2 separate regions of the Homo sapiens genome follow, and region 1 is linked to region 2. A link is a loop called in an ENCODE intact Hi-C map of the cell type or tissue named here. Cell type or tissue: ovary. All regions are shown on one strand. Each heading gives the region's core, and the rest is flanking DNA. Links, peaks and the distances in the headings are about the cores only.

Region 1 (15,926 bases), core at 2,761-10,760, 840 kb before region 2:
ACTGTCTTCCACAATGACTGGACTAATTTAGACTCTTACCAACAGTGTATAAAAGTTTTAATCTACAACCTTGCCACATCTGTTATTTTTTCACTTTTTAAATAACAGTCATTCTGGGCTGGGCACAGTGGCTCACGCCTGTAATCCCAGCACTTTCGGAGGCCAAGGCAGGCAGACCATGAGGTCAGGAGTTCGAGACCAGCCTGACCAACATGGTGAAACCCCGTCCCTACTAAAAATACAAAAATTAGCTGGACGTGGTGGCAGGCACCTGTAATCCCAGCTACTCAGGAAGCTGACGCAGGAGAATGACTTGAACCTGGGAGGCGGAGGTTGCAGTGAGCTGAGATTGCACCATTGCACTCCAGCCTGGACGACAAGAGCGAGACTTCATCTCAAAAGGAAAAAAAAAAAGAAAAAAAAAATAGTCATTCTGACTGGTGTCAGAGGTATCTCCATGTGGTTTTGATGATTTGCATTGCTCTAATGATCAGTGATGTTGAGTTTTTTTTCATGATTGTTGGCCCCATATATGTCTTCTTTTGAGAAGTGTCTGTTCATGTCCTTTGCCTACTTTTTAATGGGGTTGTTTTTGTAAATCTGTTTAAATTCTTTATAGATACTGGATATTAGACCTTTGTCAGATGCATAATTTGCAAAATTTTTCTCTCATTCTGTAGTTTGCCTGTTCATTCTGTTGACAGTTCCCTTTGCTGTACAGCAGCTCTTTAGTTTAATTAGATCCCATTTGTCAATTTTTGCCTGTGTTGGAGTTGCTTTTGGTTTCTTGATCATGAAATCTTTGCCTATTCCTATGTTCAGAATGGTATTGTCTAGGTTGTTTTCCAGGATTTTTATAGCTGTGGGTTTTACATTTAAGTCTTTATAATCCACCTTGAATTAATTTTAGTATATGTTGTAAGAAAAGGAGTCCAGTTGCAATCTTCTGTATATGGCTAGCCAGTTATCCTAGCACCATTTATTGAATAGGGAATCCTTCCCCATTGCTTGTTTTTGTCACGTTTGTTGAAGATCAGATAGTTGTAAGTGTGCAGCATTATTTCTGGGTTCTCTAGTCTGTTCCATTGGTCTATGTGTCTGCTTTTGCTCCAGTACCATGCTGCTTTGATTACTGTAGCCCTGTAATATAGTTTGAGGCTGGGTATCATGATGCTTCCAGCTTTGCTCTTTTTGCTTAGAATTGCCCTGGATATTTGGACTCTTTTTTGGTTCTATAAGAATTTTGAAACTGTTTTTTCTAGTTTTCCTTGGTTAGCTGTATTCCTTAGTATTTTTTTAGGGGACAATTGTGACTGTGATTGTGTTCCTGATCTGGCTCATGGCTTGACTATTGTTAGTGTATAGGAATGCCAGTGTCCTGCACATTGATTTTGCATCCTGAGACTTTGCTGAAGTTGTTTATCAGCTTAAGGAGCTTTTGGGCTAAGACTATGGGATTTTCTACATATAGGATCACACCATCTGCAAAGAGGGATCATTTGACTTCCTTTCTTCCTACCTGGATGCCCTTTCTTTCTTTCTGTTGCCTGATTTCCCTGGCCAGGACTTCCAATACTAGGTTGAATAGGAGTGGTGAGAGAGGGCATCCTTGTCTTGTGCCAGTTTTCAAAGGGAATGCTTCCAGCTTTTGCCCATTCCATATGATATTGGCTGTGGGTTTGTCATAGATGGCTCTGATTATTTTGAGATATGTTCCTTTAATATCTAGTTTATTGAGAAATTTTAACATAAAGCAGTTTTGAGTTTTATTGAAAGCCTTTTCTGCGTCTATTGAAATAATCATCTGGTGTCTTTAGTTCTGTTTACATGTTGAATCATATTTATTAAGGGGGATATTTTGAACCAACCTTACAACCCAGGGATAAAGCCTACTTGATCATGGTAGATAAGCTTTTTGATGTGCTACTGAATTCAGTCTGTGAATATTTTGTTAAGAATTTTTGCACTGATGTCCCTCAAGGATATCAACCTGTAGTTTTATTTTTTTGTTGTGTCTCTGCCAGGTTTTGGTATCAGGATGATGCTGGCCTCATAGAATCAGGTAGGGAGGAGTTCTTCCTCCTCACTTTTTTGGAATAGTTTCAGCAGGAATGGTACCAGCTCTTCTTTGTACATCTGGTGGAATTTGGCTATGAATCCATCTGGTCCAGGGCATTTTTTATTGGCAGGTTATTTACTACTGACTCAATTTCAGAGCTCATTATTGGTATCTTCAGGGATTAAATTTCTTCCTGGTTCAGTCTTGGGAGGGTGTGTATGTCCAGGAATTTATCAATTTCTTGTAGATTTTCTAGTTTATGTACATAGAGGTGTTTATAATATTATGTGATGGTTGTTTTCTATTTCTGTGAGGTCAGTGATAATATCCTCTTTATCAGTTCTGATTGTGTTTATTTGAAAATCTTGTATTTCCTTCTTTTTCAGTCTAGCTAGTGGTCTATCTATTTTAGTAATTTTTTTTAAAAGAACAGCTTCTGCATTTCTTGATCTCTTGAATAGTGTTTTGATTCTCAATCTCCTTCAGTTTAGCTTTAATTTTGATTATTTCTCGTCTTTTGCTAGCTTTGGGATCTGTTTGCTCTTGGTTGTGTAGTTCTTTTAGTTGTGATATTAGGTTGTTAACTTGGGATCTTTCTAACTTTCTGATGTGGGCATTTAGTGCTATAAATTTCCCTCTTAACACTGACTTAGCTGTCTCCCAGAGATTCTCATATGCTGTATCTTTGTTGCCCTTAATTTCAAAGAACTTCTTGATTTCCACCTTTATTTTATTATTTACCCAAAAATTATTCAGGAGCAGCTTGTTCGATTTCTGTATTAGTCCATTTTCATGCTGCTCATAAAGACATACCCAAGACTGGGTAATTTATAAAGAAAAAGAGGTTTCATGGACTCACAGTTCCACACGGCTGGGGAGGCCTTAGAATCATGGCAGAAGGTGAAAGGTACATCTTACATGGTGGCAGGCAAGACAGTATGCGAGCCAAGTGAAAGGGGAAACCCCTTATAAAACCATCAGATCTCACGAGACTTATTCACTACCACGATAACAATATGTGGGAAACCACTCCCATGATTTAATTATCTCCCACCAGGTCCCTCCCATAACATGTGGGAATTATGTGGGCTACAATTCAAGATGAGATTTGGGTGGGAACACAGCCAAATCATATCATTCCACCCCCTTGCCCCTCCCAAATCTCATGTCCTCACATGTCAAAACCAATCATGCCTTCCCAACAGTTCTCCAAATCTTAACTCATTTCAGCATTAACTCAAAAGTCCACAGTCCAAAGTCTCATCTGAGACAAGGCAAGTGCCTTCCGCCTATGAGCCTGTAAAATCAAAAGCAAGTTAGTTACTTCCTAAATACAATGGAGGTACAGGCATTGGATAAATACTCCCATTTCAAATGGGAGAAATTGGCCAAAATGAAGGGGCTAAAGGCCCCATGCAAGTCCGAAATTCAATGAGGCAATCAAATGTTAAAGTTCCAAAGTGATCTCCTTTGGCTCTGTGTCTCACATACAGGTTATGGTTACTGCAAGATGTGGAACCTCATGATCTTGGGCAGCTCTGCCCCTGTAACTTTGCAAGGTACAGCCTCCCTCCTGGCTGCTTTCATAGACTGGTGTTAGGTGTCTGCAGCTTTTCCAGGCACATGGTTCAAGCTGTTGGTGGATCTACCATTTTGGGGGCTGGAGGATAGTAGCCCTCTTCTCACAGCTCCACTATGCAGTCCCCCAGTGGGGACTCTGCGTGGGGGCTTCAACCCCACATGTCCCTTCTGCACTGCCCTAGGAGAGGTTATCTTTAATGGTCCTACCCCTGTAGCAAAATTCTGCCTGGACATCCAGGTATTTTCATACATCCTCTAAAATCTAGGTGGAGGTTTCCAAACCTCAATTCTTGATTTCTGTGCACCCACAGGCTCAACACCACCTGGAAGCTCCCAAGGCTTTGGGCTTGCACCCTCTGAAGCCATGGCCCATTTTTCCCTCCTATGCCTCTGGGCCCATGATGGGAAGGGCGGCCATGAAGGCCTCTGACATGCCCTGGAGACATTTTCCCCATTGTCTTGACAATTAATATTTGGCTTCTCATTACTTACACAAATTCCTGCAGCCAGCTTGAATTTCTCCCCAGAATATGGGGTTTTCTTTCCTATCACATCATTGGGCTGCAAATTTTTCAAACATTTTATGCTCTGCTTCCTCTTGCTCACTTGGCTGCTGAGAAATTTCTCCCACCAGATACCCTAAATCATTTCTCTCAAGTTCAAAATTCCACAGATCTCTAGGGCAGGGGCAAAATGTCACCAGTCTCTTTATATAGCAAGACTGACCTTTACTCCAGTTCCCAACAAGTTCCTCATACCTATCTGAGACTACCTCAGCCTGAATCTTGTTGTCCATATCACTATCAGCATTTTGGTCAAAGCCACTCAACAAGTCTAGGAAGTTCCAAACTTTTCCACATTTTTCTATCTTCTGAGCCCTCCAAACTGTTCCAACCTCTGTCTGTTATCCAGTTCCAAAGTCACTTCTACATTTTTGTGTATCTTTGCAGCAATGCCCCACTCTGCTGGTACCAATTTACTGTATTAGTCTGTTTTCACACTGCTGATAAAGGCATACATGAGACTGAGTAATTTATAAAGAAAAAGAGGTTTAATGAACTCAGAGTTCCACATGGCTGGGGAGGCATTACAATCATGGCAGAAGGTGAAAAGCATGTATTACATGGTGGCAGGCAAGAGAGAATGAGAGCCAAGTGAAAGGGGGAACCCCTTATATAACCACCAGATCTCATTTAAGTTATTCACTATTATGAGAACAGTATGGAGGAAACCATCCCCATGATTCAATTATTTCCCACCAGGTCCCTTCCACAACATGTGGGAATTATGGGAGCTACAATTCAAAATGAGATTTGGGTGGGGACACAGCCAAACCATATTGATTTCCATGTAATCGTATGGCTAGGAGTGAATTTATTAGACTTGATTTCTAATTTCATTGCACTGTTGTCTGAGAAATTGTTTGTTATGATGTCAGTTATTTTGCATTTGCTAAGGAGTGTTTTAAATTTAATTATGTGATCAAATTTAAAGTATGTGCCATGTGGTGATGAGAAGAATGTATATTCTGTTGTTTTTGGGTGGAGAGTTTAGTAGATGTCTATCAAGTCTATTTGATTCAGTGCTGAGTTCAGGCCCTGAATATCTTTGTCAATTTTCTGTCTTAATGATTTGTCTAAAATTGTCAGTGGGGTGTTAAAGTCTCCTACTAGTATTACAGAGCAGTCTAAGTCTCTTTGAAGGTCTCTAAGAACTTGCTTTATGAATCTGAGTGCTCCTGTGTTGGGTGCATATATATTTAGGATAGTTAGGCCTTCCTGAATTGAACCCTTTACCATTATGTAATGCCCTTCTTTGTCTTTTTTTATCTTTGTTGGTTTGAAGTCTGTTTTGTCTGAAACTAGAATTGCAACCCCTGCTTTTTTCTGTTTTCCATTTATTTGGTAGATTTTTCTCCATCTCTTTATTTTGAACCTATGTGTGTCATTGCATGTGAGATGAATCTCTTGAAGACAGCATATGAATGGGTCTTGGTTCTTTATCCAACATGCGACTTTATGTCTCTTATCGGGTCATGTAGCCTATTTACATTCAAGGTTAGTACTGACATGTATGGATTTGATCCTGTCATTATGATATTAGCTGGATATTTTTCACAGTTGTTTAGTGATTACTTCATAGTGTCACTCGTCTGTGTACTTTGCTGTGTTTTTGTAGTGGCCAGTGATGAATGGTCTTTCCTTTCCATATTTAGTTCTTCCTTCAGGAACTTTCATAAGGCAGGTCTGGTGGTAACATATTCCCTCAGCATTTGCTTGTCTGAAAAAGATCTTATTTCTCCTTCACTTATGAGGCTTAGTTTGGCAAGATATGAAATTCTGTGTTGGAAATTCTTTTCTTTAAGAATATTGAATGTTGGCCCCTGATCTCTTTGGCTTGTAGGGTTTCTACTGAGAGTTCCACTGTTAGTCTGATGGGCTTCCCTTTGTAGGTGACTTGACCTTTCTCTCAAGCTGCCTTTAACATTTTTTATTTCACTTCAACCTTGGAGAATCTGATGATGATGTGTCTTGGGGATAATCTTCTCATGAGTATCTTACTAGGTTTCTCTGTATTTTCTGAATTTGAATGTTGGCCTCTCTAGCTAGATTGGAGAAGTTCTCATGGGTGATATCCTGAAATATGTTTTCCAAGTTGGTTCCATTCTCCCTAACTCTTTCAGGGACACCAGTGAGTTGTAGATTTGGTCTCTTTACAAAATCCTATATTTCTCAGAGGTTTTATTTTTTCCTTTTCATTCTTGTTTCCCTGTTTTTGTCTGGCAGTCTTATTTCAGAAAGGCAGTCTTCAAGCTCTGAGATTCTTTCCTCCATTTGGTCTATTGTGCTATTAATACTTGTGAATGCATTTTAAACTTCTTGTAGTGTGTTTTTCAGCTCTGTCCTGTCAGTTATGTTCTTTTCTATACTGTCTATTTTGTCTGTCAGCTCATGCATTGTTTTATCATAATTTTTAGCTTGCTTGGATTGGTTTTTAGCTGGCTTGGATTGAGTACTTCTGTAGCTCAATTGCTCCTCTCCATATTCTGAATTCTATTTTCAGCCATCTCAACCTGGTTTAGAACCCTTGCTGGAGAGGTAATGTGGTCATCTGAAAGAAAGAGGGCACTCTGGCTTTTTGAGTTGTCAGGGTTCTTGCACTGATTCTTTCTTATGTTTATGAGTGTATCTACCTTCAATCTTTGAGGATGCTGACCTTTGGAATTTTTTCTTTTATCTTATTTGATGACCTTCAGGGTTTGATTATGGTATAAAGTGGATTCTGCCAAATGGCTTTTTTTCTGGAAGATTTTAGGGGGCCAACACGCAGCTCCCAACTTCTGGACTGCAAGTTCTAAATCTGAGGGACTTGTATTTGGCCATGACTTTGTCCTCTGGCTCCTTGAGGTTAGAAATCCACTGTGCTGGCAGGCCCAAGGTGCTTCTGGGCCACTGGTCACTACACTCCCATAGGGCAGTGTCAGACAAAGCATTTTGTAGTGCGGTGACAGTGGAATTCATCCTCACAGCATCAGCTGCGGTAGACTGCTAGTGGGTGCCAGGGTACCTGCCTCCCTGCAGGCATTCACCACAGTGGTGGAGGCCACTCAGCTAGGTGGGGGTTGAGGGAGCTCCTCCTGGTGACTGTGCGCATGGTCATGCTGGAGGTGGTGTTGGCTTGTAGGCAGGACACTGGTGAGTGCAGGTCTGGGTGCTTTTTCTGTGCCCCACAAGCAGGAGTGGTTGCTTGGGGGCGGTGGAGGATCTGCTGTTCTCTGCACAGTGTTAGCACAAGGGCAGAGCACTGGCTGGGGCAAGGCTGGCCGGCTCTGTGCCTGTCAAGGCTTTGTCAGCAATGGCAGTCGGCAGAGAGAGGTGGGGCAGACTTCATTACCGCTTGCTGTCAGGGCAAAGAATGCAAAACTTGCCTGCAGACATGCTCCAGCAAAGCAATGTGGAAAGTTTCCTTGGTCCCAGGAAGAAGCTGCAGTATGGACAGGGGGCATGTGGGCTGGTGCGCGGTTGCAAGGGCCGCCCCACTGGAGCTCTCCACCAGTCAAGCATGGTCTGCCAGAGTGGAAGCTATGGTGTAAGTTCCCAGGGTATCCAAAACTGTCCTCCAAGCATGCATAGCCAGGCTGGGGACCTGGGAGAAGCCAGCGGACCAAAGGGTGCTCAGGTTGGACTGGCCCCTCTCTGCTGGGCAAGAACAAAGAGTTCAGGTCCAACAGATTCCCTAGGGCTAAAGTCTCCTGTGGGACCAAGTTGAGCCTAGGGAGATGGCCATCTCTGGCCATGCTCTGCTATAGATGCTCCATCACCGAATCTCTGGGCTTCATGTCAGCTGGCTTGCTGCCCCTACCACTTTTCTAAGCAGCTGTCCATGCCAACAAGAGTATTTGTGGTGGTTGAGGGATCTCCTCCTGCCAGGGTTCCAGAGGACTCTGGCAGGAGCAGGTTGCTCCTTGCCGGTTCAACACACCCATTTCCCAGGAGCCACTGGGGGACAGGAACAAGTCCCTGTGTGCAATAACCCCATGCAGGTTTGCCAGCTTTCTCCCATCAGCCCAGCTTCTGTGTCTTCCCTCCATCCACTCTCAGTGCCTTCTCTCTCAATACTTACTATATAATTTTTTTAAGTAACAAAATAGTACATTGATATTTTGTTGTCTTTGTTTCATTGGGTATAACTTACATACAGTAAAATTTGTTTTTAGGTAAATATAATTCTATGGGTTTGTCAAATAACATCATTTAATTATCACCACGATAAAGACATAAAATATTTCCATCACTCCAGAAATTTTTCTAAGGCCCCTTTGTAGTCAATCCTCACTCTAACCTGATCCTGCTGGAAAACCACTGAGAAGTTTTCTGTCCTTATAGCTTTGTCTTTTATTGGATGTCATATAAACATAATTATATTGTGCATTTGAGTCTAATTTCCTTACTTAGCACTGTGCTTTTTTTGATATTCACCTGAGTTACCGCATGCACGTTTGATTTTTTGTTGTTGCAAAATATTATTCCATTGTATGGATATGCCATAATTTGTCTACCTATCCACTTACCATCTGAGGGACATTTGGGTTGCTTCCCGATTTTTGGCAATGAAAAAAGTTGCTGTGAACATTCACACATTGGTTTATGTGTAAACATCTATTTATTTCTACCTCTTTTTGATAAACACCTTTAAATGGGTTTTCTGGTTGTACAATAAATGTGTATTGGTTAATTAACTCACTGAGAAACTGCTGAACTGTTTCTCAAGGTGTTTGTACAATTTTGTACAACATATCAGAATTCCAGTTGCTCTGCATCCTGGCCAACACTTGGTACTGTCACTTTTCAAAAATAACATTTTTCAAAAATATGCCCGGGCACGGTGGCTCATGCCTGTAATCCCAGCACTTTGGGAGGCTTAGGTGGGTGGATCACTTGAGCCCATAAGACTGGGACCAGTCTGGGCAACATGGCAAAACCCTGTCCATACAAATATTCAAAAAATTTAGCCAGGAGTGGTGGTACATGCCTGTAGTCCCAGCTACTTGGGAACCTGAGGTGGGAACATCATCTGAGCCCAGAAGGTCAAGGCTGCAGTGGGCTGTGATTGTGCCATGGGACTCTTGCCTGGGTGACAAAGTCAGACCTCATCTAAAAAAAAAAAAAAATAGAAAAGAAAAGAAAATTATACTCTGGTGCTTGCCCGCCAACAATGGATTGGATAAAGCAAATGTGGTACATATATGCTATAGAATGCTACACAGCGGTAAAATAGAATGAAATTATGTCATTTCCAGCAATATGGATTCAGGTGGAGGCCATTATCCTAAGCAAATTAACACAGGAAGAAAAACACCAAATATCACATGTTCTCACTTATAAGTGGGAGCTAAACATTGGGTACACATGAACATAAAGATGAAAACAATAAACACCGGTGACTACACGGGTAGGGAATGGTGGAGACAGATGGGGACAGCGGCTGAAAAACTACCTATTGGGTACTGTGCTCACTATGTGGGTGATGGGACCATTTGTACCCCAAACCCCAGTGTCACACAATATACTTATGTAACAAGCTTGTACATATATCTGCATAATTGAAAGTTGAAATTATTTTTAAAAAGAAACATAAAAAATAATGCCAATAGGCATCTAGTTATCTTCTTTGTTTTTTGTTTGTTTGTTTGTTTTTGTCTATTTGCCTATCTATATACCTGGAATAATGCCTAAAAGTCTGTTTTGTTTTGGCTTAATGGTGGGGTAGAGGGAGGTTTGGAAATTTGTAGCTTTTTCCTGAATTGCTTAAATTCTTTATAATGAGGAAATATTATTTATTAGAAACAAAGTGAGTTTTAGAAAATCTAAATACTATTTTAACAGCTGTTCAACACCCTAAATTATGAATATTCTAAAAACCATTTAACCATTTCTTTATTTGGGGATATTTAGATTGTTTCCAGTTTTTTATAAGATGAGAACAACTGTTCATTTCTTTGTATAAACCTTTGTTAGAGAAAACAGGAAATTTTGAATTTTTAATATATAGCTCCAAGATGCTTAGCAAAATATACTACTGTATACTCCAAAGAAAAATATGTAGGATGCCCGTATCCTCATACCTTTATTTGCACTACATATTTGCATTTATAAAAGTCTCTGTTAACTTGCCAAATAACGGATAGTCAAGTGATCTTTCATTGGCAAATATTTTCTCTATACGGAAGTCTGCATTTCAATCTATTTGTTCTCTTTAGTAAATCTATAATGTTTTTTAAGTTTTATTTTAGGTTCAGAGGTATGTGTGCAGGTTTGTTGTAAAGGTAAATTGCATGTTATGGGAGTTTGGTGTACAGATTATTTTGTAACCGAGGTAATAAGCATAATACTTAGTAGGTAGTTTTCCAATTCTCACCCTTCTCACCCTTCTCCCATGCTCCACCCTCAAGTAGGCCTCAGTGTCTGTTGTTCCCTTCTTTGTGTCCATGTGTACTTGATGTTTAGCTCCTACTCCTAAGTGAGAACATGTGATATTTGGTTGTCTGCTTCTGTGTTAGTTCGCTTAGGATAATAGCCTCCAGCTGCATCAATGTTTCTGCAAAGGACATGATCTTTTTCCTTTTTATGGCTGTGTAGTATTCCATGGAGTATATGTACCATGTTTTCTTCAACCAGGCTACTGTTCATGGGAATTTAGGTTGATTCCACATACTCGCTATTTTGAATAGTGCTGTGATGAACATAGGCATGCATGTGTTGTTATGGTAGAATAATTTATATTCCTTTAGGTATATACCCAGTAATAGGATTGCTGGATTGGATGGTAATTCCGTTTTGAGTTAAGAAATCACCAAAATGCTTTCCTCAATGGCTGACCTAATTTACATTCCCACCAACAGTGTATAAGCATTCCCTTTTCTTTGCAACCTCACCAGAAACTGTAATTTTTTGACTTTTTGATAATAGCCATTCTGACTGGTGTGAGATGGTATCTCATTGTAGCTTTGATTTATGTTTCTCAAACGATGAGTGATACTGAGATTTTTCTCATATGTTTGTTGGCTGCATGTGTCTTTTCTTTTGAAAACTATCTGTTCATGTCCTTTACCCACTTTTTAATGGGGTTGTTTTTTGCTTGTTGATTTGTTAAAGTTCCTTATAGGTTCTGGATATTAGACCTTTGTTGGAAGCATAGTTTGCGAATATTTCCTCCCATTCTGTAGGTTGTCTGTTCACTCTGTTGATGGTTTCTTTTGCTGTGTGGAAGCTCTTTAGCTAGGTTGGGGAAGTTTTCATGAATGATATCCTCAAATATATTTTCCAAGTTGTTTGCTTTCTCTCCCTTTCTTTCAAGAACACCAGTGAGTCATAGATTTGGTATCTTTATGTAATCTCATATTTCTCTTATTTGTCTTTATTTATTTTTAATCCTAATGAGTTGTTTCAAAGAACCAGTCTTCCAGCTCTGAGATTCTTTCCTCAGCTTGGTCGATTCTGCTGTTAATACTTGCAATTGTACTCTGAAATTCTTGAAGTGAGTTTTTTATAGTTCAGTCAGATACATTTTGTTCTTTCCTAAAATGGCCATTTTTTTCTTTTATCTCTTAAATCATTTTTATTGTATTTCTTAAATTCCTTGGATAGGGTTTCAACTTTCTCCTGGATTTCAGTGGTCTTTGTTCCTATCCATATTCTCAATTCTATTTCTGTCATTTCAGCCATTTTGGTCTGGTTAAAAATCATTGCTGGTTAACTAGTACAGTTATTTGGAGGTAAGAAGACACTGGCTTTTTGAGTTGCCAGAGTTCTTGTGCTAGCTCTTTCTCATCTGTGTGAGGTGATATTCCTCCCATCTTTGAAGTTGTTCTCCTCTGAATGGATTGACTTTTTTTTTTCTTTATCATCTTTGATTATCTTGGGGGTTTGATTGTGGTATAAGGTAGGTTCAGTTGACTGGGTTCATTTCTGGAAGATTTTAGGGCTCCAGGGCACAGCTCAGCACTCCTGATGTGTGTGCTCTAACTCTGGGGAGCTGGTACTGAGCCCCTGGCTTTGTTCTCTAGCTCCTGGAGGTTAGGAACCTACTGCACTGGAGGGGCTTAGGTGCTGCCATTTTGCTGGCCAAAGGACTTCTTTGGGGTGGTGGCAGCAGGATCCATGTTCGCTGATGTATGCCAGCAGCTGTGGCAGCAAAGCGGGGTGCATGCACATTGGCTGGGGTGGTGATATGGCTTGGATTTTGTGACCCCACCCAAATCTCATGTTCAATTGTAATCCCCAGTGTTGGAGGAGGGGCCTGGTGGAAGGTGATTGGATCCTGGAGGCCAACTTCCCTTGCTATTCTTGTGAGAGTGAATGAGTTCTCATAAGATGGGTTTGTTTAGAAATGTGTAGCACCTCCCTTCTCTCTCTTCCTTCTTCTCCAGCCATGTAAGACATGACTCCTTCCCCTTTGCCTTCCTCTGTGATTATAAGTCTCCTGAGACCTTTCCAGCCATGCTTCCTGTGCAGCCTGCAGAACTGTGAGTCAATTAAACTTCTTTTCTTTATAAATTACCCAGTCTCAGGTAGTTCTTTATAGCAATGTGAGAACAGACTGATACAGGTGGGGTACTGGTGGAAATGGGGCTGCAGCTTTCCTGCATGTGCGGATGCTGTCAGTGGAGCACAGGTGGGGGCATGGTTGTCAGTGTCCATGCTTGCAGTTGCCCTGGCAGTGGTGGGGTGCTGCCCCACATCTGCCAGCTCTGTGTGTGCATTCACACTGCTGGGGGAGGGGGGTGGTGGAGTTGCCAGCATTCATGTGTTTGCACCATTAGTGGTGGCAGTGCTGGGGGAGCAGGGCCACTGGTATCCACGCACATGACTGCAGTGGTGGCATGGAGGTTGGGAGGAATTTCTGGTGTCCATGCACACATTCATGCTGGTGGTAGTGTTGGCACAGGTGTGGGGGCATAGCTGCTGGCATCTGTGTGCACATTTGCACCGGTGGTGAGGTGGAGCTGCTGGTGTGCATGAACTCGTTAGTGCCAGTGGCGTGACTGTGCGTGTGTTTGTGTGTATCACCATTGTCAATGCACGTGTTTATGGTAGCAATGGCAGTATGGCTGAATAGCAACGTTTTGGGGGTTGGGAGGACAGTGAATTGTGGTCACGCTGGCAGCAGTGTTGGGTTGTGTACATTCATATACACCAGCAAGGGAGGGAATGCTAGGCTCATCTGTGTGCACACACCAGCAAAGCCATGGCAGGGAGAGGGGGTTATGGGTGAGTGCGTGCCAGCTAAGCAGTATAAGAGTCTGCACTGGGGGTGGGGTTGGGCACACTGTGCGGGGGAGGATGGGGAGGGGGTGCTGCTCTGCTGGAGCTCTCTAATGGTCAGGCGCCACCTGCTGGTGAAAGAGCTATCATGAGGGTCTCCAGGAAGCACCCTAGTTAGGCGTCATTTGCCAGCGGGTGTGGCCTGGCTGGGGCCTTGGGAGAGGCCAGAAGCCAGGAGGACACTCAGATGAAATTGGTTCCATTACATGGGCAAGACCGCCCTGCTCTGTCCAGGTCCAACAGTCTCCCTCTGGCCAAAGTCTCCTGGAGGAACATGGCAGGACTTGGGGGCTGGGCATACCTGGTCCACTCTAGTGCTCCACTGCAGACATTTCTGTACCAAACCGTCTGGGCTCTACAAAGGCTAGAGTACTACAAAGGCTAGAGTACCACCTCTCAAAGCAGCTCTTCATGCCAGCTCAAGTGTCTGTGGGAAGTCCATGGTAGAGCAGGCTACTCCTCATATTGTCCAGTTCCTTTTTTCTTAAGTCTTACAAACTCTATTCATTTCCAGTTACTTAGGGTAGCACCTTTTCTCCCACTCCTTTCAGTGAGGCTGTTTCATACACTTGTAACACAGTTGCATTCTGTTGTCAGTCTTCATTCATTCCTGGGATCCCATGATCTCCTAAATGATATTTTTGTTTTCATTTGCCTGTATTAAGTTTCAATCTTTGTGTTGTAAAGTTCTATAACATTTTTGACATATGCACAATGCCAAATACCCACCATCACAGTGTCCTGAAAGATAGTTTTACTGTCCTGAAAATTGTCTGTATTCTACCTATTCTGTCTCTCTTACCTTTCCCCCAAAATGATGACAACCACAAATCTCTTTAATGCTTCCATAGTTTTGCCTTTTTCATAATGTCATATAGTTAAGATTGACTTTTTTCACTTAAAAATATGTATTTAATGTTACCCATGTCATGGCTTGATAGTTTATTTCTTTTTAAGTCATTGAATAAATTTCTATTGTTTGGATGTAGCACAGTTATTTACCTACTTGCCTACTGGGGTACATCTTGGTTGCTTCCAAATTTGAACAATTATGAATAAAACTGCCATAAACAGTTATGTGCAAACTTTATGTGGACAGCTTTCAGCTCATTTAGGCAAATACCAAGGAGCTCAATTGTTGAATCTTATGGGAAGACAATGTTTAGTTTTATAAGACTGCCAAACTATTTTCCAAAGTAGCTGTCAGGCCTCTGAGCCCAAGCTAAGCCATCATATCCCCTGTGACCTGCACATATACATCCAGATGGCCTGAAGCAACTGAAGATCCACAAAAGAAGTGAAAATAGCCTTAATTGATGACATTCCACCATTGTGATTTGTTTCTGCCCCACCCTAGCTGATCAATGTACTTTGTAATCTCCCCCACCCTTAAGAAGGTTCTTTGTAATCTCCCCCACCCTTAAGAAGGTTGTTTGTAATTCTCCCCACCCTTGAGAATGTACTTTGTGAGATCCACCCCCTGCCTGCAAAACATTACTCCTAACTCCACCTCCTATCCCAAAACCTATAAGAACTAATGATAATCCCACCACACTTTGCTGACTCTGTTTTGGGACTCAGCCCGCCTGCACCCAGGTGAAATAAACAGCCTTGTTGCTCACACAAAGCCTGTTTGGTGGTCTCTTTACACGGACACGAGTGACAGTAGCTGTATAATTTTTCATCCCCACCAGCAATGAATGAGAGTTCCTATTGCTCCACATCCTTGTCAGCATTTGGTATTGTTAGTTTTTTGCACTTAACATTCTTATGGTTATGTACTGGTATCTTCTTGTTGCTTTAATTTGCAAATCCCTGATGATATATAATGTTGAGCATCTTTCATATGCTTATTTTCATCTGTATATCTTTTTTGATAAGATGTCTGTTCAGATCTTTGAGTTGTTAATTTTCTTATTATTCACTTTTAAGTGTTCTTTGTATATTCTGGATACAAGTTTTTTGTGAGGTATTCTACATACATTTTCTCATATTCTGTGGCTTGCCATTTCATTTTCTTAACAGTGTCTTTCACAGAGAAGTTTTTAATTTTGATAAAGCCAAACATCAATTTTTCTCTTATGCATGTTTTTTGTTTTATTTAAAAGCTCATCACTGAATCCAAAGTAACCTATATTTTCTGTGTCATATTCTAGAAATGTTATAGTTTTGTATTATATAAATAGTTCTATAATCTATTTTAAGGCATTTTTGTAAAAAGTGTAGGGTCTATGTCTAAATTCTGTTGCCATTGCATATGGCTGTCCAATTGTTCCAGTGCCATTTATTGAAAATATTATCTTTTCTTCATTGATTTGCTTTTGTTCTTCTGTCAAAGATAAGTTAACTATATTTGAAGATATTTCTTATGGAGAACATTCTAGGTGCATTTTAAATGATTACTTTTCTCATTCCCTGTGCTAGACGTGAGGGAATTTTTCATGAGTCTTCAATCCTTGAGA
Region 2 (15,926 bases), core at 4,847-12,846:
CCTTAGTGTGTCTTCTCAACCCTCAGAGACGTTTAAGTGACTTGCTCAGGGAAATGCTACCAATTGCAAATATGGTGGTGATTCTTAATCATTACTATATCTGAAAGTGAAAAGTCAATGGTTTAAGAATCCAGAGCACTCAAAAACAATCTTAAAACACCATCTTGCGAAAGCCTCTCTGGGACAAGAGGAAACTGAGGCATGGAAGATTAGGGAGTTTGCAGTGTTCTTTCCAATTCTAGGAGCCATGTGAAAGCAGCAGGTGCAGCCCTGCAACAGATAACCATGCGCATGCCTTGCCGTACTAAACAAATCAGCATGCACCAAAAACCATTGCCTGCCCACTGATCCCCAAAACAAAACTCAACAGCAAGATGCATCCAAGATACAAGAGCTCCCCTGACAGACAACTAAGTTATTCCCAGCTCATAGGAGACAGTTATGTGGCCACTCATGGCCCGGGCTTTCTTCTTTGCAGGAAGCCGGGGCTACATTGAAGGAGAAAGTGGGGAGGGCTGGGGGATAGAAAGGGGCAGGCTTGTAAGGCCCTTTTTTTTGGAAGCTTAGAAATAAAATATTGCATCTTTTGTTAGTCAAGGACCTTTCGTGGAGGTTGATGTGTGCCAGTCAGATCTCAGGATCTCGGGGGGGGGGGGGTGTGTGTGTGAGTGTGTGTGTGTGTAACCGAGTAGCCTGTCAGAGCCTCATTTTCCAGAATGCAAGTTCTCCCCCTAACTGATAATACTCTAAATAACAGGTGAGTGACTCCTGGCAGGAAGGAGATTATCTGACCTCATTGTTTGCCTTTTTCCCCCCTCTTTGTTCTTCACAAATAAAGGTTTTTTAATAAACTGAAAGGTCCTCCGCTCTTGCCTGATGATAAAATGAAAGGAACCAGTGAGGTATGGTACAACGTGGCAGCAAAAAAGGAGAAGCTCATCAGAAAACAACAAAGGTGCAAGTTAAAGATAAGGCAGCCGTCAGAGATTAATCCTGCCCGCCTGATTGTTTTCTTTAATACCAAAGCCTGCAATAGCAAGCGATAAGTTTGCTGAGTAATTTGGTTTTTGGTGAGGAAATAAAATTCAGGTAGGCCCCATAATTGATTTCCCTTTTTTTAGTTTTCTAAACATTAAACACCACCACCACAAAGCCCTGCCTTGGCTACACTTTTTTCTTCCAGCTGCGTTGCCAGTGTGCTGTGCTCTTGACCACCCCCCACCCCTACCCTTTCTTGATCCCAGAATTTCCAAAAGGAGGGAGGAGAAAGAAAAGTTCCCTCTCTTAGCAACATCAGGTGCAGTTCACGTGAAATCCTTAAATTCATGTCTGTTACAGACTAAACTATGCCCCTCTCCCTCACAGCAAAAATTTGTTAGAGTCCTGACCCCTCATACTTCAGAATGTGACCTTATTTGGACATAGGGTCTTTGCAGAAGCAAGGAGAGAGGCATGGAACAGATTCTTTCTCCGAGTCTTCAGCAGGAACCAACCCTTCTCTTTAAAGAGGTAATAAATAAATTAAAATGAAGTCAATAAAATGGGCCCTAATCCAGTATGACTGGTGTCCTTGTAAGAAGAAGAGATGAGGACAGAAACACACACAGAGAGAAGACCATACGAGGACACAGGGAGAAGATGGCATCTAAAAGCCAAGTGGAGAGGCCCCAGGAAAAACCAACCCTGATGACACCTTGATCCTGGACTTCTGGCCTGCAGAACTAGAAAACAATACATTTCTGTTATTTAAGCCACACAGTACCAGCCAGTTGGTGCCACCTTGTTGTGGTAGCCCTCAGAAACTGACACAATATTTATCTTTAATATTTGCATGCAGCAAGAAACCCTCACCTTTAACTTGAATATCACGTTAATCCAAGTTCTCATTTTCTTCACATCCTAGACCCCGTCAGTTTCTTACAGCATTAAGCACATTATTAAAGAAGTCAGGGGGAAGTGGAACCTTAAAGCAAATCCCTATCCCCTCCTCCTCTGTGAGAACAGATCGGAGTGCCTTCCCTCCTAAAACATCAGGGCATTTATGGACACGGACACTAGTCACAACGTCCCTTGCCACATCCACAGACTCAGTCACTGCCCCTTCATTTTCCTGGTGTGTTGGAAGCCCAGAGCAGTCACCTGGCTGATCACAGTGTGTACTGAGACAATGGCTTGGAGGTGGGGTGGCACCAGAAGTCCCAAATGTCAGGCAAAATGCTCGCTCTCCAGTGCCTCATCAGAGCATTACAAAATCCATGTTAGCTCTTTTAGACCAGAGCTTTGCACTCTTCAAACTTTAATTGTGCAGGAATGAATCAACCTGGAAACCTTGTTAAAATGTTGATTCTGATTCGGGAAGTCTGAGCCAGGGCCGCAGGGTCTGTGTTTCTAACAGGCACCTGGTGATGCCGACACTGAGCTGGTGCCTGAACTGCACCTAAGGTGCAAGGTTGCAGATCATCATAGGGTAGAGGTGTGGGGAAGGTGTTTTGGGGAAGGGGGTCCCTGTGGTTGCTCAGAGGCAAAGCTTTAAGTGGCCACAAAACTCCACAGATTCAGAGGTCTCTGGGTTGGGGAAACCTTTAGCAGGGTCAGAGGGGAAAAAAAACAGAACAGGAGCCATCAGTGAGGATGAGGCTGGGAGGCTCTGAAATGAGAAAGTGCCGCATGCACACGTGCACCAGGAAATGTGCTAGTAGGCAGCGCCAGCATGAGCAGAGCCTTATTTATTGTGACAAAATGAACAGCCCCCAGGTTGCTCATCCAGCAGCTAATTTCTCATCTTATCTATTATGTGAATGAGATGGGAAAACAGTTTCCTGTTTCTCACAGATATCACTGACATGAAAGATACTCAGCGAATTCCCTGGAAAGCCATGCAGTCACATCCATCCACCGGCTTGCTGGTTTCAAGGGGAGGAATTGATGCAGCCAGGGCGGCTCCCAGATGCAGAAGCGAGTAAAGAGGCTTCTTTGCAGATGCCCTCATGTTCATATCACCTTGGAGAATGACTGAGGAGCTGACAGGTCTTTTTCTGCTGTAATATTCCATGGCAGATATTCCTTGAGGTCCAAGTGATTGTCCTGGGAGTGGCTTTGAGGCTTTCCTTGGTCTATTTCCAAGCTGGCTGTGTGACGGGGTGAAGGATCCCCAGCTGGAAGGGAGGCCCAGCCGGCAGCCACCACCTCCTCCTCCAACCTGTCCTCCCATCCACGCAATGAGCTCTAACAGCCTCACACCCCCACCTTCCCAAAGCGGCAACAATCATGAATCTTCCCTGGGAGAAGGATGGTGCCCTGTTCTGGTATAACCCAGAGTACCTGAGAGAAATTATTAGCATTTGTTTCAACTCTGTCTTACTGACAATGAGGAAACTGAGGTCCAGCATGGTGGGCAGATTTGCCCAAGGTCACCTAGCAGGTAAACAGTTGAGCCTTTTGGAGCCATGCATTGATCAAGGTCTGGTGAAAAGGCAAGTCTTAGATAGGAATCAATGTTGGGTGTAGGAATCTAAAGAGAATGGATACCCAGAAAAATCCTCCTGACTCTGGGGGTTCATGTTTTGCCCTGGAAATATAACACATCGGACAACAGTTTCTGATGGAGAGACACAGAAGTGGAGAGTCCACAAGAGGGGTTCCCAACTTGGGCCACTTATTAACATCATTGGGTGGTGAGGGGGAGTAAAAATGCTGATGCCTGGGCCACACTGCAGAAAACCGAGTTTGAATCTCTCAGGCCTCACAGCCCCTGTGAGCTTGTTAGAAATGCAAACTCTCAGACCCCACCTGGCCTGCTGAATCAGAACCCGGGTGATTTCTGTGCTCGCTGAAGTTTGAGAAGCACTGCTTGAGCTAAACAATGGAACCACCTGATGTCTGGGTCCCACCCCAGGTCAAACACATTGGAATCTCCAGACAGTGTGGCCTGCCATGGGTGGCTTTTAGAAAGGCGAGGACCATGGAGAAGAGAGTAGGGCACAAGATATGAGTTTAAAGGCCTCAGAGACAAATTGACCTGAAATCACATTTTGCAGAGTCCCCAGGCACATTCAGGAAAAGAAGTGTGGATGAAGACATGGAGGCTGGGGAGGCCTGGTCCTGCCTCTGCCTCTGTCTGTCCCCCAGCAATATGGCCTGGAACAGACCACGGCTGACTCCAGAGATGAAGATCTGAAGTCTGATGATTCTGTGTCCACCTTGAAACAGGGCAAGAGCAGAAAAATGACTTTCAAGTCCCAGTGTACTATGCTGGGTAAGTAGGAGTAGTGCTATCGTTGGAATGTTTGTGTCCCTCCAAAATACAGGTGGAAATGTAATCCCCATTGCAGTTGTATTAAGAGGCGGGACCTTTAGGAGGCAACTAGGTCATGAGGACTCCTCACTCATGAATGGAATTAAGGCTCTCATAAAAGAGGCTTTATATGGGTCCCTTTTTGCCCTTCTGCCATGTGAAGATGTTAAAAACACACTATCTTAGAAGAGAGTCAACCCTCACCAGACACAGAGACCACCAGCGTCGTGATCTTGGACTTCCCAGCCTCCAGAACAGTGAGAAATTAACATACCAATTATAAATTACCCAGTCTGAGATATTTTGTTACAGCAGCACAAATGAACTAAGACAAGAAGATTATGAGGTAGGCAGTACATAAGAGATGCTAGAATTAGAACTAGGTTCTAATAGTTGTGTCACAGCTGTGTGACCTTGGGCAAATTCTTTAACCTCTAAGCTTCAGTTTTGCTCATCCGTTAAATGAAGAAAATAAACACTAATTATGAAGTCATTGTGACCTGTCAGGAACTAAACGTTTAAAGCTCTTGACAAAATTTCTGGTACCTACACTCAAAAACAGTAATAAATGGCAATTCAATTTCAACCCCATGGTCATTCTGAGTAAGATTTTAAGTTAGTAGAAGGCAGATGAGATGTGAACAATAACCTCTTTGTAGAATGAAAACCTAATGTCATGGTTTATAAATAACTCTCCCAGCTATGGATACTGTTATCTCTGTCCCCTCCAGGCAAGCCTTGTTTAATCCACCACAGTGGTTTCCTACGAATGTATATATATATATAAAAAGAACAATGATAAAGAACATACACAATAATGTGGGGAGGCATGCAAATCAAAAAGGCATTAACTGATAGGGAAAAGGGAGCAAGGAACTAGGTTGAAATTATGTGGAAGGGCCTCTAGATAAATACGACAGTGAAAAGACAACTAATTGAAGAATGAGAGAGTTTTCTTAACCAGTGCTAGCTGAGTAAAAATATAATTATCTTTGATTCATGAAGATTGCTACAATATGACTCATTTACCAAAACAGTTACTAGCAGAATTACACTTGTTACTGTGAGAAGACCACGTGGGAGCGAGGGCTGTAGTAAATACCAAATGTGTTTGGTATTTCACAATGGCACCTGGAAGGAGAGTTCTGTTTCCTGCTCAGCGGTTCTCTGTGATGCTGCTGCTCTCAGCGGGCCATTTGTGATCAGCAGGAGCACAGAGACCTTCCTGTGAGATGGGAAATGCTAATGTAAGTGCTCCTAACCAGGTTCTGGGAGAATCTCAACTTTCCTAGCCTGAACACACACCATCTAGATCCCAAACTTCTTCTTTTCTACCGGTGAAGCCAGAGCTCCAAGGCCACTGTGCCCTTAATTTTTAATCATATTGAGTTGATGTCTCTTTTGCCAAAGACTGCACACACACGGAGAAATTAGAAGACATTCATGACTGTTTATTAGTTGTCTGATGGCTCTAAAAAGGGGAAACTTACCTTTTTCCAATCAAATATTTTCTCTCTACCTCGACTGTGGTAGGCTTGGGTGTTCATCCCATAGAACAGAGCTGCTTAAAGGTTGAAATCTTCAACAATTATGGGAAGCTGACTGCTGCGATGATGCACTAAAATGGGTGGAAGACAGTGGGCAGGGCACCCTCAGAGGTAGAGGGACCTCACAGGTGTTCTGGCCCAAACATCCTAAGGCCAGATGTGGCTCTAGGGAGTACGTGTATGTAAGTGATAAGGACAGCCATGTGTTCTATAAAAACAGAATGAGGCCGGGAGCAGTGGCTCACGCCTGTAATCCCAGCACTTTGGGAGGCCGAGGTGGGCGGATCATGAGGTCAGGAGATCGAGACCATCCTGGCTAACACTGTGAAACCCAATCTCTACTAAAAATACAAAAAATTAGCCGGGCGTGGTGGTGGGCGCCTGTAGTTCCAGCTACGCAGGAGGCTGAGGCAGGAGAATGGTGTGAACCCAGGAGGTGGAGCTTGCAGTGAGCCAAGATCGCACCACTGCACTCTAGCCTGGGTGACAGAGCGAGACTACCTCTCAAAAAAACAAAAAACAAACAAACAAACAAAAAAAACAGAATGAAAGGCACAGGAAGAGATAAGATGCATTTCTCACACAGCGGAAGAGCTCTGCAGGGAGAAATGTACAGAAAAAGGCAGCAGCAAACGGTCCTGCAAGCACAAGAGTAATGAAAATAAATACAGCTTACAAGCCTAATGAAGATCATTTCAGAGCAGGTTGAGACCCTAACTGATACAAATGAGGATCATTAGCTTCCCTGGGCTCTCCTGTTCAGTGTAGGACAAGAACCGTGCAAATAGAAGGAGATGACCAGGGCTATAATGGTAAAATTATAACCCCACGCCAGACCTGGGTCTTTTAATAAGAAGAGCCATGTTCATCTCCAGTCTCAAAGCCACTTGAGGGCCTGAAGACCATCAATATAGATGGCGCTTAGCTGTTCTCATCCGAGGATAACAAATGTTTTCAGAACCACCCACTTCTCTTCCCCCGCAATACGCATAAAGAAGATTCCAGATATGATTCTCTCTCAGGCTGAGATCAACCACACTGTTTATGATTATGAGGTGCCTACTACATGCTAGGCCTTGCACTAAGTACTTTGCTTGCATTATTTCATTTCATCCCATCCACAGGCCTGGGAGGTAGGTATTATCAATACTCCCATTTTAATGATAAGGATAACTAAGGTTCAGAGAGATTGGGTAACTTGCCCAAGGTCAAAAAGTAAGTGACAAGTCAGAGATTAAAATAGAAAGCCAGCTTTGATAGGTTGTTTTTAGGATCAACTGTTGTGGAGAGGTGACAAAAATGAAAATGAGCAGGCATGTCACAGCAAACACGAAAGGAAGAATTATTCATGAAGAGAAAGGACCTGTTCCAGGGCCCAGAGACAGAAAAGAACTTGGGAGGTGTGAGGACCTTCTAAGTGTCTATTGCTGACTAATTATCAGCCCCCACGATGTGACTTAAGATATCAGGGGCCTTGATTCTCCTTCATGTGGCCTCTCCACATGGCTGCTTGTGCTTCCTCCAGCATGGAGGCTGTGTTCCCATGGGGATGTGATGGAAGCTACTAGTCTTTTTAATGGCAAAGCACGGAACTGGCACAGTGGTACCTCCACCATATTCTTTTGGTCGACTCGGTCACAAGCCCTGCCCTAATTCAGTGGGAGGAATGACAAAGAGTTAAACAAAACAAAACAAAACAAAACAAAACCACTGTGGTGGAATCACAGTTGACTAAGGATGAAGGAGCAAGAAATGGAAGGGTTGTGGAACAAGGTGATGGGAGAGAGATTTTGCAAGCCTTTCTTGGCCATGTGAAGGACTTTGGATTTCATGCTAAGTGCAGACGAAACCTTTACTCCTTTTCCACCCTTGCTCTTATCTCAACTGTGGTAGAAGACTAATACAACTAAGGACTGGAGGGATTTCATCTTAAGTCCACAGAGCAAATCTACATGCACATAAGATGCATCTAATTCAGGCATTTAATGATTGTAAGGTATTAGTAAACTATCATCTTCAAATATAAGCTCCCCCAAAATACCATCTGTTGCTGAGGGACACACATAACATACCAGATTTCCAAGCTTCAGGAACAATGCCAATATACCTCCCCAGGTGTCGTGCCAGGTACTGCCACACCATGTTCATATGCAGAATGACTGCTGCTTGGTTTCTTGCCTACCCATCACCCTCACATACTTTATACCCTTGAACTCAAAAAAGCCCACAGCCCTTCAGTTTGTTAATTATCAGCCAGTCTGTCTGTATATAAACACTGCTTTGAGGTCAGGGAATTTTGCTGTGCCCGTGCAACTGAATCACTGGGTCCAATCTTCATGGTTAGAGAACTGGGTTTCTTGGTGCTAGTTAGAGTCATTCGGTGAGGAAGAAGTGAAGAGGAATAGCTTCCCTCTATTGCTAAAGCCAGAACTTCTCTGTACAACAAAGAATGTAAACGTTATAATACACTGGAGAGTGGGGTGATGCTACTCAACATATTAAATACCTTCTGTGCTGAGGTATCAAGACAAATCGGACAGACTCCAAATTCTTGAGTTGCTAAGAATAGAGAGAGGAATTATCCATAAATATGTTTTTTTCAATACAATGTAGTAAGTATAGTGATACAGGCATTCAAAGGGTACAATGAGATCCCAGAATTGGGGGCTCTAGCTGAGTTTTTGGGAGTGGTGAAGCAGGATAGGTTTCATAAAGGAGGCAATTTGGGACCAGAATTTAGGAGGAGTGGCAGTTAATAAAAGTATTTCAGGCAGACAAGAAATTGAAGAAGAAGAAAAAAGGCTCATTTATGTGAGGCAGCTAGGTAAGTGTCCGTTTTGAGGAGGAGGGTTGCATAAGAGGGCAACATTATTGGAATATAACTTTTTTTAAAACGAATCCTGCCTCAGGTTTATTTGTACAAATAGCACAGGAGGACACCAGCCCCATGCAGACGGCAGCCCAGGGGGTCACCCCAGTCCTTCTGTCCTCATATTGGCAGACAGAGATCTCTACCCTGAAGCCTTTGTAGGGGCCTGGGCACCTTTGGGAGCCTGAGTTGGAACTGAAGCTGGAGCTGCAGCCTGGGCCTTGATTTGGACCTGGGCCTTGGTTTGGTCCTGGGCCTTGGCCTTTGGCTGGCACAGCCTGAGCCCTTTGGCAATGCAGGCACAAGCACACGTCCAAAATTTGGGGTAGGCAATGTAGGCAAGTCAATTGAGCTCACAGCTGACACCCTTTGGGATCTTGGGCTTAACCTCTTTGGGCTTTACGAGGGCCTCGATAGCCTTGGCACATGTACTCACGGCCTTGGCACTGTCGGCCTGCATCTTCTTTAGGCCCTTCTTCTTGTGCTTCTTGGTAAAGCACATGTTCCCCAGGAACTTGGGGTCCACCCCCTTAAGAGATTTGTATCTTTGTGATAGGGGTTTCTTGATGACATTTCTGTGCCATTTTCGGGACTGGTTGTGTGTGGTGTGGTTCTTGGACTTGGCCATGTCTGCACCTTAAGCCACAGCTCCTGAAGCACCTAGAACCAGAAGTTGAATATAACTTTAACACAAGTTGTGAGAAGGGACAGAAAGGAAAAGATAAACAGTGGGCAGATCACAGAGGGCTGTGTATACTATATTAAATAACTTCGTATTTATGCTGTAACTATCAATGATTTTAAAGGAGAATGACTTGATCAGATTTTTGTTTTAGATAAATTATTCTGGTAGAAATATAAAGACAGATAATATTGAGCCAAGACTGAAAGGAAGAGAGACCTGTAGGAGGTACTGACTCAATAGTGCAGGTTTGTTATATAGGTAAACTCATGCCATGGGAATTTGTTGTACAGATTATTTCATCACCCAGGTACTAAGCTTAGTGCCCAATAGTTATCTTTTCTGCTCCTCTCCCTCCTCCCACCCTCCACCCTCAGGTAAGCCCCCGTGTCTGTTGTTCCTCTTTTTGTATCCATGTGTTCTCCTCATTTAGCTCCTACTTTTAAGTGAGACCATGCAGTATTTGGTTTTCTCTTCCTGCATTAGTTTGCTAAGGATAATGGCCTCCAGCTCCAACCATGTCCCTGCAAAGGACATGGACTCATTCTTTTCTATTGCTGCATAGTATTTCTTGGTGTATATGTACCACATTTTCTTTATCCAGTCTACCATTGATAGGCATTTAGGTTGATTCCATGTCTTTGCTGTTGTGAATAGTGCTGCAATGAACACGCATGTGCATGTGTCTTTATGATAGAATAATTTCCATTCCTTTGGGTATATACCCAGTAATGGGATTGCTAGGTCAACTGGTAGTTCTGTTTTTAGCTCTTTGAGAAATTACCATACTGATTTCCACAATGGTTGAACTAATGTGCACTCCCATCAACAGTGTATAACCATCTACTTTTCTCAGCAACCTTGCCAGCCTCTGTTATTTTTTGACTTTTTAATAATAGTCATTCTTACTGGTGTGAGAGACCTGTCTTATTAATAAGATAAGGAAATCTAATAGAAAAAGGGAACAATTTGTGACACAAGATATAGAATGATATGAGGGGTTGGAATCAAGGGGTGGTCTTTAAAACTTGGAAGAGGAACCTTATCCTCTGAGACTGGTGAAGGAAGAGTTCAGACCTCCCTATGATAGGATGTGAGGAGCAGGAAGGAAGTGCATATCTGGCAGTATTCCATTCCTCCCTTTTTCTGAGCCCAGGGTGAAAGTATAAATAGATACTCACATGTCTATATCCAAATATTTAAAATTTATCAGTCAAGCAAAAAGTAGTTAAAATATGTTAGATATGTATGTTCAATAGAAAATGCCTATCTTGACAGATATACCTTCTTTAAAATTTGGGAAGCCAACTTTATTTCGAGTTTTGGACTCCTCGGAGTTCTATGCTAGAATATAGAGACCTAAGAGAGCCACCCCAGCCCATGATCCAATTCTCTTGTCTTCCTACTTCTGGCCCCACAATATACCACGAGAGACCTACAAGGACACATGTAGACACCCAAGCCTGCAAGCCCAGACTCAGGCCACATCCCCCTGGAAATAGCCACTCCTTGGCCACCCCTTGAGCTTAGAGATGCATCCACAGTGGGTTCAGCCATCCTTGGGGGAAAAGATTCTGGAAGAAGTTCATGGAGGACCTATAAACAGGCTCATGGCAATCTGTGCAAGGAATTCTGAGGTTCTGGGTACTCATAGCATAATGTAGAAAAGGAAATGTGGTTCTGGGTGGACATGTCCCCCTTAGATTCACACACCCCTTGCCCTGTATGAAGGAGCTCAGCTATGAGGCCAGAATGATGCTCTCTGAAGATCAGGGCACAGGGCAGAAGCTCCTCTTGCCCAGGCCTAGGGGTGGTACAGTCCAGTAGCCTCTATGTTCTTGACGGAACCCAAAAACAAAAAAACAAAAAAAAAAGAAAGAAAGAAAGCTAAAGTTATTAGCCAACACTGAAGTTGGTTGGGGATCCATCCAGAGGAACCAATGCTACCTCTCAGGTTTTGTTCTTTTAACTCCCGGGAAACAGTATCCAAGTAGTTTGTCAGGAGAATTTGTTTTTTCTCTTGAAGTAGAAGCACTCACCAGTCAAGCAAGCATGGATTAGAATCCCTGAGGTACTACAGCTTACAGGCATTTGCTTGGTAGATTCTTTTTCCTACTCACTGCCAATTTGAGTGGACTCATAAAGTTTGCTTTGTGCCACAAGCATGAACTGGAAGGGCAAAAAAAAAGACATCACCACAAAACTCACTTCAAAGCCAGAGAGCTCTTGAAACTGATTTCATCTCAGGAGTCCCCAGCAGTGCTGAAAGCAGGTCACCTTCAGAAAGAGATCTGTCCACCATGAAGGCTGCAGAGCTTTCATGAAGAGCAGGTCTTCTCCCCTGACATAAAGGTAAATCTAGGTGTAAATGGCATCACTGGCCAACAGAAACCGGGGCCCACAGAAAGAGGAATGTCCAGAGGGCATTTTTTAAAATCTTAATATTAATTTTCTTTCCAAGGAAATGAAATATTTCAAAAAGGATAAGGATGACATGAATTAAATAACAGAGCAATGACAAGACACAAGTTATAACATTTTAAAAAATATTTTTATGCATGTGTAAAATGTTCATAATGTTACTTTAGGGGTACTTTAACTTCTCTTCCTGTGTATTATACCTGAACAATGATGGAATGATGTTTTTTTAAAAAAATATTAGGATTCTAAAGACCTTTTCTACCATTAATTTTCTATAATGGTGCTGAAATCTTATTATCTGCATTTTATTGCTATGAAAACTAAAATATAGAGCAGTTAAGTGACTATCCAGTGAACAAGTGGCAGAATTGGAAATAGCACCCAATATTTTATCCTACCTATTAAATCATATATCTTGCTAACCTAGAGGTGCCTCTTTTCACACTAATCTACTTTTGATTCATAGCTATGGAAGTCCTGAATGCTGACCTATTAGAAATCTGTAATTAGTCAGCACCTAACTATATATTAGATTCTGTTAAGTAATGTCATTACAAGAACAAGGGGGATGAAACTGGAAACTTTTCGAAGAAATAAAACTATTCCTAAATCTTTGAAGATAGGTTAACTTATGACATGTCATCCCATGCACCATGTATCAATAAAAAAAAAAGTTCTAGTTTAGAAATGGTAAGAAAAATGTTCACGAAGTATTTAGATAAATTCATGCACAATGCACTCCTAATATATGCCCTAATATTAATTATCTCTGTTGTTTAAATCCTCCTGCAGTAATCTGCCCTCTCTCTCAGCGATTATTATTGTCTACTTTGTACCTAGATCTATGTATGCAGATTTTACTTTCCCCACTAAATTCTAAAGGTGGTGATTGGGTCCCATACATTTTCTGTGTCCTCTGCAGTGGATAACAATGCCTCAGTCATGGTAGTAATAAGTTGTTGCTGAATGAAAACAATGCATATATTGGATTATATCACTAGGCTTTTCAGATTGATGTCCAAGACAACCAGATCTAGTCATTAGGTCTGTACCTAGGACCCCTGTCAAGGACAGAGCTCTGGGTGAGATGAATTGCAGGTCTAAACCAACAGCAATTCTCATGCTCTAAATTCACAAACTAAATGAAGGATTGTACACTCTAGAAAGGCTGCTATTCAGATTTTAAAAAAATAAAACAAAGTAGATACAAATCCCTCTTTTAGTGTTCACTCTGACTGCAGGGAAGGATATACAGGTATTTCTTATCAGGCCAGAAAGACTGCCTAGCTAAGAAATAAACATCTTAAGTTAAAGATTTTTATTTCCACTATGTGGGCAACCCTTGCATAGTGAACTTGCACTCAGAGAAAATCTGTTTATTGTGCCGTAAAAAGGAAAGTCCCCAATAATTAGGAAGCATCATGTGTGCTCGAAGAAATGAAGTCAATAACAGTATTCCAATGTGTGTTGTATCTAAACTAAACTATAAAAGTAGCTTTTTACCATTGCATGCAAATGATGGCTGGAAAATAGCCCACTTTACATAATTGCACAGCTGTGGGCAGTCTGGCTTCCAAAATTCAGGATGCATCGTGATAACATGTGTAGGACCCAGAAAGGGGTTAATTTTGAAAACAGTCACTTTCATATACTCAGATGGAGACAGAGCACCATTATTGATGTTTAATCGATCAATAGGCATTTCTTCCTATGATATGAAGTTTACATTACCCTCCATCTGGAGTGAGTGAAGGAATAAGAAGGAAATCTGTTAAATGCAAAATTACTTCTTATTCGCTTTGCCCATGTCATTTCAGTTCAGCTTACTACATGTTAATCTTTTCTATGACTTAAATAAAGCAATAGAAAGTGATTGCACTTTAACCCTTTTGTGGATTTCTCAAACGCTTTAATCTAAACGCAACAATTTAGACCATGATTTAGGATAAGCTATCATATCTCTGTCTCACAACATGATCAAGTAATTGGCCAGTTACTTCGTAGGTTCCATTTCTTCACCAGTTCTATAAAATCCTACGGTCCCAGATTTCTCAAACCCCTTCTTTCTGCAGCAACTCTGCTCCCCGTTTCAGTTTCTAAGTCTAGAAAGCAATGTGGTAGAATGCAACGAGTATGAATTTAGCTACAAATAGACCACATTTAAAATTTCAGTTCCACGGAACTGCCTATACGAGACCCTAAACAATATGTTAACCTCTCTAAGACTCCATTTCTGTATCTGTAAGATGGTTACACTAGAGCCTGGCTCATAAATGAAATAACATATATGAAGTGCCTGGTACATAAAGGTCACTTAATTCATACACATAGCCTTTCCTCACCCTCAAATGGGATCATTTGTTTTTTTCTGCATTTAGAATCATGTTTTGTGAATGGTGGTGTTTGTTTCATTTCCTAGACTCTGGCTTATTAATTCACATAGTCAAAGCATAGTGTAGAAGGTGCAGATTTGTATCTTCTATTTCAGAAAAGACAAATTAGTAAAAATTTTTTGAAATGGTGAACCAGGCTGGCCATGGTGGCTCATGCTTGTTGTAATCCCAGAACTTTGGGAGGCTGAAGTAGGAGGATTGCTTGAGGCCGGGAGTTTGGTATGAGCCAGAGCAACATAGAGAGACCTCTGTTACTACAAATTTTTTTTAATTAGCAATGGTGGCATTTGCCTGTATCCTAGCTATTCAGGAGGCTGTGGTGGGAGGATCACCTGAGCTCAGGGGACTGAGGCTGCGATGAGCCATGTTTGTGCCACTGCACTCCAGCCTGGGCAACAGAATGAAACCCTGTTTCAAAAAAAAAAGCCAACCAAGCAAGTGTGTTTAGCTGGTGACCTAATGACCAGGGAGTAAGATTGTTTAGTGCTTTGGTAAGTTATTTTTATTTTGTTATGTATTATAAGTTCGATTATTACCATTACTGGGGTGGAAGTGAGGGGGTTGTCAGGACAAGTGCATATCCTCCTGAATGGATAAATAAGGCAGAGGAAGGCATGTGACCTAAATGTGTGTGCTACAGACCATGTGTACTATTCTCCATCATGTATCTCCTAAATTTTCTTAGTAAAGAAAGACGTGAACAGGAAGCCCCCTCCTTAACAAGGTCTCACTGTGCCCCTACGATTTCCCCATTCATGCCTACAATGTTAAAGTCTTCCAAAGGAAGAGTCTTCAGACCTTCTGTACATGTAGTGACAATCATCTGCTGTGTACAGAAAACCTCCAGGTAGGAGAGAGAGAGCTGCTGCCATTGTGTTTAAATTCCTAAGATCAACACTCGGCATTTTAAGGTAATAAATAGCAATAGTTCTCATTGTAGCAATTTCTTTTTTATTCATATTTTTAATTGACAAATCATAATTGTATCCATTTGTAAGGTACAGTGTGATATTTTGATATATGTATACAATGTGTAAAGATTAAATCAAGCGAATTAACACATCCATCGCTTCACTTATTCTTTCTGGTGCGATATTTGAAATTTACTCATTGCTATTTTGAAATACACAATTTCTATCTAGTTCAGGGCCACATGGGCAACCATTAGAATGCGGTATAAAATCAGTAGGTACTAATGAATAATGAATGAAGGCTCACTCCCAAACCAGGCGATCTAATGGAAAGTTTAACATAATTTCACAATCCAAACCATTGTTCACCCACTTGTTCTGCTTCTTGCTCTCTGTATATCCTACCTTCATGTGTGCAGGCTGCTCAGCCACTAAGAAACCTATTACCTGGAACAAGTTCAACCTGCTGCTTTCGTCTGACCTAGACTTTGCAATGCAATAAGAAATCCTTCTGTATTAAGAATGTAGAATATGGATTATAAGTGTTAGGTAATTCTTTGGTCCTTAGGGTCACACAAGGTTGTCCACTGAGCATGCTCATGACACAACATCAAACCTGTCAAAGTGGAGCAGCATGGATTTCATTTGTGATGGGACCTCCTGAAACGTGCAAAGACCAGACAGAATGTAGCCAATCAATGACCATTCACCAGCACAGAGAGTACAAAAAATACCACATTTCCTTATTTTTGCTTTCTTTTTTTTTCTTTTTCTTTTTTTTTTTTTTTTCTGAGACAAAGTCTCACTCT

What was found. A loop is a pair of places that touch in the nucleus more often than their neighbours do. Peaks named below come from ENCODE experiments on the same cell type or tissue, not always from the same donor. Only the 100,000 strongest peaks of a DNase experiment are listed, where the experiment ranks them.
Region 1: a loop joins it to region 2, with 10 times the contacts of the local background. A loop is called at or near these places in 2 of 110 quality-filtered maps.

Annotation. Positions count from the first base shown.
Region 1 is chr6:19,197,881-19,213,806 of GRCh38, forward strand. No RefSeq gene overlaps it. Among named protein-coding and RNA genes, the nearest start is that of TRQ-CTG1-1, 370 kb to the left of the region's middle. In ovary, for the core only: no CTCF peak of the experiment used is centred there; a DNase peak (open chromatin) is centred at 7,331.
Region 2 is chr6:20,033,603-20,049,528 of GRCh38, forward strand. It overlaps the pseudogene RPL29P17. Among named protein-coding and RNA genes, the nearest start is that of MBOAT1, 170 kb to the right of the region's middle. In ovary, for the core only: no CTCF peak of the experiment used is centred there; no DNase peak of the experiment used is centred there.